2 separate regions of the Mus musculus genome follow, and region 1 is linked to region 2. Evidence: chromatin contacts called from ENCODE POLR2A ChIA-PET data. All regions are on one chromosome and are shown on one strand. Each heading gives the region's core, a stretch centred on a gene start or an enhancer-like site at or near the end of the contact. The rest is flanking DNA. Distances are from core to core; before and after follow the strand shown. Region 1 holds the start of Mcmbp (minichromosome maintenance complex binding protein). Region 2 holds the start of Tial1 (Tia1 cytotoxic granule-associated RNA binding protein-like 1).

Evidence for each region. ChIA-PET counts read pairs that join two places held with the same protein, here RNA polymerase II (POLR2A).
Region 1: POLR2A ChIA-PET joins it to region 2 with 17 read pairs in embryonic stem cell. The contact joins the promoter of Mcmbp here to the promoter of Tial1 in region 2. POLR2A ChIA-PET finds 5 or more read pairs at or near these places in 4 of 5 experiments (Patski and embryonic stem cell).

Annotation. Positions count from the first base shown.
Region 1 is chr7:128,739,133-128,742,221 of GRCm38, reverse strand. It overlaps Mcmbp (minichromosome maintenance complex binding protein), which reads left to right and starts at 1,793. Exons shown (of 16, transcript NM_145955.3): 1 at 1,793-2,089. The coding sequence starts at 2,032.
Region 2 is chr7:128,460,371-128,463,956 of GRCm38, reverse strand. Tial1 (Tia1 cytotoxic granule-associated RNA binding protein-like 1) reads left to right here and starts at 2,284. Exons shown (of 12, transcript NM_001347640.1): 1 at 2,284-2,832. The coding sequence starts at 2,801. Gm32816 (a long non-coding RNA gene) reads right to left here and starts at 2,237. Exons shown (of 4, transcript XR_378509.4): 1 at 1,705-2,237.

The DNA of each region.
Region 1 (3,089 bases), core at 544-3,043, 280 kb before region 2:
GGAGGGTTTCAAGGCATCCTCCCACCCCTTTCTACCAGAAAACACAGAAGCTAGTTACCTGGAAGAGCTTTCGATCCTTTTGTTTGGTGGTTGGTTGGTTTGTTTTTTTGTTTTTGTTTTTGTTGTTGTTGTTTGTTTGTTTGTTTGTTTGTTTTTGAGACAGGGTTTCTCTGTGTATCCCTGGCTGTCCTGGAACTCACTCTGTAGACCAGGCTGGCCTCGAACTCAGAAATCTGCCTACCTCTGCCTCCCAAGTGCTGGAATTAAAGTTGTGTGCCACCACCGCCTGGCTGAGCTTTCGATCCTTATCAACCCAGAAGCAGAAAGATCTTATATACTGTGTCTACCATGAATCTCTCCTATTTTGACTTCCTGCAGCTTGTTGCCTTTGGGAACTAAGAACTACTTTCTTCTGTCATTTCTCTACAAAGTTATTGTTCTTTGTGGGTGATCACAAACTTAATTTTTCTTTCAAGACAGGGTTTCTTGAAAACCTGTGTATCCCTGGCTGTCCTAGAACACGCTGTGTAGACCAGACTGGCATCAAACTCAGAGATCTTCCTGCTTCTGCCTCCTGAGTGATAGGATTAAAGGCATGGGCCACCACTGTGGAGCTCTTAATTTTTATCTATTTGTTTTTGAGACGGGGTCATATATAGGTAGCTCAGGCTGGCCTCAAATTCAGTGTGTAGCCAAGGCTGGCTATGAACTCCTGACCTTCCTTGACTATATCCCAAGTGCTATGATTTAAGGATACGTTCCCTCCAGGGGACCAACAAAGGCAGAAGGGCAGGTTTGGTTCCCTTTTCCTTCTGAACTACAGAGGTTTCTGGGTTTGGTCATAGCTGTCTCTGTTCATCTGTCGCCATCTCTCTCTGTTTGATCCCTTGCTAGGGCTTGCATGACAGGCAAGTGTTCTGCCACCAAGAAGTTCTTATTCTTCAGCTATATACTTTCTAGATTACATTCAGATCACCACTACCTTTTTACAGCCGAGTAGGTATAGATGATGAAATCAGGGTTTTCTGAGGTATATCCCATTTCTAGGGAAAATGTCTTCTCTATGAAAACTTGACAGTTCCTAAATTCTCTAGGCCCTTCAGGGTCTGCCCTGTAAGAGTGTTCTGATCTGTATGCTGTATAGGAATCTTGTCATAGCTCCCTAGTTGCCAGGTTGGAAGCAGAGATCATTTGGGTGTTTTGAGGTTAGAAGCTAAAGGCTGGGCTAGGAGAGAGTTCTGAGCACTTGCCAGTTCCTTGGCCATATTGAGATGCCCACAAAGGCTACACAACCTCCTTGATTAAATCGTTCAGGAAGAACTCACTGAGCTGGGGGCAAATCTTATACAGGACTTTGGGCAGGGCACCTTAGAAGAGTTCTACCACCAGAAACAAGAGGCACAAGGGGATCAGATGATCAGACACCAAATAGAATTTCAACCTTTAATTTTGCTTAGAGATGACTCTTGAAGTTGGCAGAACGTGCGTCTTTTTGGTCCAGGTGCAAGGACTCAAACTTTGAGCCAATGAAGCACCCTGATGGAGTTTGCCACCAGGCGCGCACACAGGGACCACTATACCAAGCACAGACGCGCTCCTCTGCCCATCTCCAAGATGGCGGCCCCGGGATTGCCCGACCTGTCTCCGTCTCCAAAATGGCCGTCCGCCCCGCCCACTCCCTCCCCTCCGGGAGTGCGCAGCACGCTCCCGCCGCCCCTCCTCCTCGAGCTCCACCCAGGTCGCTGGCAGCGCGGTCGGTGGCCGCGATTTCCCGCCATTGTGAGAAGTGGAGGCTAGGACGGTCTCCCCCCCACCCCTCCGGCCGCTGGCCAGCAGCTCCGAGGCGCTCGTGCCCGTCACCGCAGCCACCTCTCCTTGAGACGCGCGGAGGCCCGTGGCTCGCGACGCCCCCGCGCGTGGGAGGGCGCGGACGAGGAGCGGCCGAGCCCCCGAGAAGCCGGGCTCCGAGCGCGCTCGGCCCGCAGAGGAGCGCCCGCCGCACGGGCCGCGCTGGCCCCGGCCCTCAGCGCCATGCCCTGTGGAGAAGATTGGCTGAGCCACCCGCTCGGGATCGTGCAAGGCTTCTTCGGTGAGTGGCGCGTGGCGAGCAGGGCCGGGAGGGGAGCGGAGTTTGCGGGACCAGGCCCGCCGCGCGGCCGCACTCCGGACGACGGGCCGGGGGAATCACTGCCGAGGGCTCGCGTGGCCCCGGGCCTGGAAGCCGAGCAGAAGCAGCCGTCTCCGGCCGCCGGCGCTGGCGCCGCCGCCGCCTCCCGTCACCTGCCCGCTGCCCGGCCGCGGCTCGCTGGCGGCGGGGCCGCGGCTCCGAGCGCTAGCTGTGATTGACGGCCTGGCTCCGGGCCGGTGGCCTACGTAGCCCGGGTGCTGCAGACACGGAGAGGTCCCCTTGCCCACGGAGGGCCCTTAGAGCGGCCGCGGAGAGAAGCCACTGCCTGTGGGAGCCTGCGGGATATTTCAAAACTTCCGGGGTGTGTAAGGGAGTGCTCGAGCCTTCGCTCAGAAGTTCTCTCTGTTTCCCTTGACATCCGGGAGAATGCTTCTTCTTTTTTTTTTTTTTTTTTTTTTAAATTATTCTTCCTGCCCTGTTGACATTAGAACCCGTCTGCTCTGTTACCTGTTCCCGTACCAGGGCTAGCTAGAAATACTCAACTACTTAGATGAGTTGCCACAGAACGGGAGCCGAGAGTGCTGTAGGCAAGCTGAGTAAATTCTAGGTGTAATTGTCATCGTTGCTTTTTTTGGTTAACCAGACCTCCGATTCCCACGCGCATCCCAGATTTCGGTGCGTTTAATGACTGGCCTGTGCCACCGGTCTCCGTGGAATGTGTTTTCTGTAGTAACGCTCCCACCGGATCGGATTCATTTTACCTAGAATTCTAACTAATCAGGTAGTTTCCCAGGGTGAAACTAAAGCCGGCAGATAGAAGGGCTGGGTAGACATGACGATTATATAGCCAGTGAACACACAGTGTCTTCAACAGGGGCAGGGGTGTGCAAGCCCGCGAAAGAGTAAACCACGGGCTTGGGGTATTATAGCTCAGTAGTAGAATGTGTGCCTGGCCTGATGA
Region 2 (3,586 bases), core at 1,035-3,534:
TGTGCAGCAGGGATGTCTGCTGGTCAAGTTTTACTTTCTGTGGACTAGGCAGATTTTCTCACTCTGTCCCGACTCTCCACATCACACTGCTGGGATAACCCTTTTAGCTGAAGGGCGTCTCCTAAATGCAATGGGGTATGAACTGCAGCCTGGGACAGCTAGAGGCCCCAGCTTCATGCTTACAAGACCTCCTGAATACTAACCACCCTGCTGGAGGGATCCAGCTGTGGGTATCAGAAACACCCCTTGGAATGCCAGTATCCTTAAGCACTAACAGTAGTAACAGGTAGGTGACTCTAGAATTTGATCCACCCATGGGTCTCATAGCCACCTAATAATTTCTCCATGGTTTTCCCAGCCTGAGAACATTCTGTCACCTGCATCCTTTGGTTTGTTGGTGACTAGCTTTCCTGCTCTCTACACAGCATGTGTGGACCTCTCTTTGTCTTGGGATGCTAACAGGTTGAGGCTCTGTGGGCGCTCCCTGGTTTCAGGTCCCCAGGTAGCTGTTTTTAAAAATAGATTCTCCCTTCAGATTGCTTCTGGCTACTGGCCTCTGAGTCATACAGTGTGACAAGATAAGATTCTCTCTGCTGTTGAATTTTTCTGCTGGGGCAATTACTGCTGCGTCAAACCTGGATTTAAGGCTTACAAGGGTTGTGGGCTTGTTCTGGGTATAGGACTGCCTGCGTTTCATTTGGCTTACCTTTTGGAAGTGGATGGGAACTGTATGGCTGAGGCTGAGCTTGGTGCCTTCCCCACCTCTTCCCTTCCCTATTTTTTTTTCTGACCCCTTTGTTTCACTTGTGTAGATTTCTGAAGCTCTCTGAAGTTCTTTCCTTTCCTTTTTTAAAAAAAAAATTAATTTTTTTTTTTTTTGGCTTTTTCGAGATAGGATTTGCTGTGTATAGCCTTGGCTGTCCTGGAACTCATTCTGTAGACCACGCTGGCCTCGAACTCAGAAATTCGCCTGCCTCTGCCTCCCAAGTGCTGGGATCAAAGGCGTGCGCCACCACGCCCAGTTGCTCTTTCCTTTTTCACTTTGGGATATAATCCGTTTCTCGTTCAGACTTACTCTCTCCTTCCTAGGCTCATGGAGAAGCAGCCTCCAATCTCCCACTGTACCTGTAAATTCAGGTAGGGTTTCAGTATGCAGCTAAGCAGATCTATAAGCTACCCCAAAGCTCTCTGTTGGCCACCAGACCTTTTCTCTCCTTCAATGAGACAGTGTGCAGCTGGGGGCACGGGAGAGCTGGTTAAGAGCACACTTACAGTGGCTTCCAGTTTGGTTCTCAGCACTCATATGCAGCTCACAACCACTGTTAACTCCAGTCTCAGGCAGGGAATGCCATCCCTTCGTCTGACCCCTAGGGGCCTCAGCCACAAATGTGGTGTACATCCAGTAGATTGTCATGATTCTATCTCCTCTCTTGCTTTAGCATCTCAATACTAGCAGCCCGTGTCCTCCAATACCGAACTCCAGACTGTTTTGGCATGAGACCTGGTCGTTGAGCCTCTTTGCTGTTTTCACTGATTATTAGTTTTTGATAAGGTCTTGGTATCTATTTCTAGGCTGGCCTTAAATCCATTATCCTCCTGTTCAGTAGCACTGTGCGCCACCACGCGAATATTTAAGTTTTAAGTAGGGATTTGAAAGAGCGGTACAAGCCATTTGAATGAGGGGCTGCTCTTTTGCAGCCTTACCCACTAATCCGATGAGATAATGGGTAGCGATCCTTGTGGAACTTGTAAAGCAAGTTACAAGCGGTATAGTCTAGAAAGGCCTATCTGGTTAGAACACGTGCTCAAAGACAAGGCTGGATCTGGTGTTGCCCGATGTCCGCTACATCTCTCCGGGTTCAGAGTTGCCACTCTTTTGCCCGTCGCGTGAGGCGTCGGTTGTTGAACACGGACCAGCAGTTCTGAGAGTAGAGGCGGGCAAGGCCGGCTGACGGGAGAACCACGCGGAGCCAGCACACCGCCTGATCTGCAGTTGAAGAAACCGCTCTGGGGCTGGACGGAGGCGGAGCAGAAGCTCACACTGGACCAACAGAAGAGCCTTAAGATGCTAAGAGCGATCCTGGGGCGGGCCCCGGCGCGAGGCACTCTGGGATTTGTAGTTTACTTCCCGGACAGCTCCTCTCTATTTCGGCCGCCCGCCTTTTATTCCTCGCTCTATCCCGGCACGCCGACTACTTAGTCGCGGCACGTCCTCACGTACGACTACACTACCCAGAAATCTCTCCTTCGCGCTCCGGCAGGCGCAGGGTCTGCCTTGAACTACAGTTCCCAGAAGGCCACTGGAGAAGGGCTTCCCCCACTTTCCCGGGACCGCAATTCCCGGAGACTTGGTTTCGCGGCTTTTCTCTCTGTGTTGGGTCTCTCTTGGACCCGGATAGGTCTTGACTGGCCAGCAGGCCCACAGCGACAACGTGCTCCGTCGTGTCCAGTCGCAGGGTGTACTCTTTGGCCGGGCTTTCTGTCTCTTTAGCTACTTTTGCCGGACAGGCCGTCGCAGCTGGCCTGAGCAGTGACCTGGCGGGCCGCGCCTGCGCCCTGCCGCGTTTCCTGCCTGGCTGGTGGTGGCGGCCATTTTGTTCATCCTCCTCCTCCTCCTGCTCCTCCTGGTTGGAGCGCAGTGTCCGGAGCGGGCTGGGGGGAGCGGACCCGAGAGCGGGGTTCAGTACCTTTTCCTCTGTCCCCAGCCGGCGCCCGGAGCCCCCCTCCCCTTCCTTCCCGCCCCCTCCCCTCCCCAGCCCTGCCCTCCCCCTTGTCCCGGGATCACTCCGTCGCACCCACCATGATGGAAGACGACGGACAGCCCCGGACTCTGTGAGTACCCGAGACCCGGGGTGCCAGGCACCGAGTGGCCCGGGCACTGCGGGAAGCGGAGGGAGGAAGGGAGAGCAGGAGCCCGGGACTAGAAGCGGAGAGCCGGGCGTCGCGGTGGCGCGGCTGTGAAGTGCATTCCTCATCTGTCCCCCTTCCCAGAGAAGGAAGCCCTCCCTTCCCCCCCAAACACAGTCACTTCCTAGGGTCTAGGGCTTGTCTCGACTTTTTCCTCCCGACCCCTTCTTTTGCACACTCTTGCTTGGCTGGGCTTGTGCACGGCTGAGGCTGTCAGGCGCGGGAGAGCTACTGTTCCCCCTGTGCTTTGGGGGCTCCGGGCTGAGCCAGGAGCTGTGGGTCCCTACGGGGGCAGGGCTTGGCGGGGGTGGGACCACTACTGCATCCTTTGGCTTGAACGTTTAGCCTCAGTCCACGTCCTCAGCAGTCCACGTCCTCAGCCTCAGTCGCTCCGAGTCCTTCTCCCCAGTCTACCACTCTTTAACCAGAGGAGCCCCTTGTCTCTTTCTGCCCCACGTGCCCCACGCTGTCAGAAACACCCGCCTAGCGCCTGCTGCTTTTGAAGTGCCAAAGTGATTGCTTTTCGCCACCGTGCACCACCTCTGTCCCTTGGATAACGAAGTTTACTTTGAGCGCTTACTGCGCCAACCTGACAACCAGTTAAACTCCTTTCGCTCAGTTAGTGATGCCGCTTCCTAATCCGTTTGTGCGTCCGGACCATCGGAGTTGGATAAAAGGA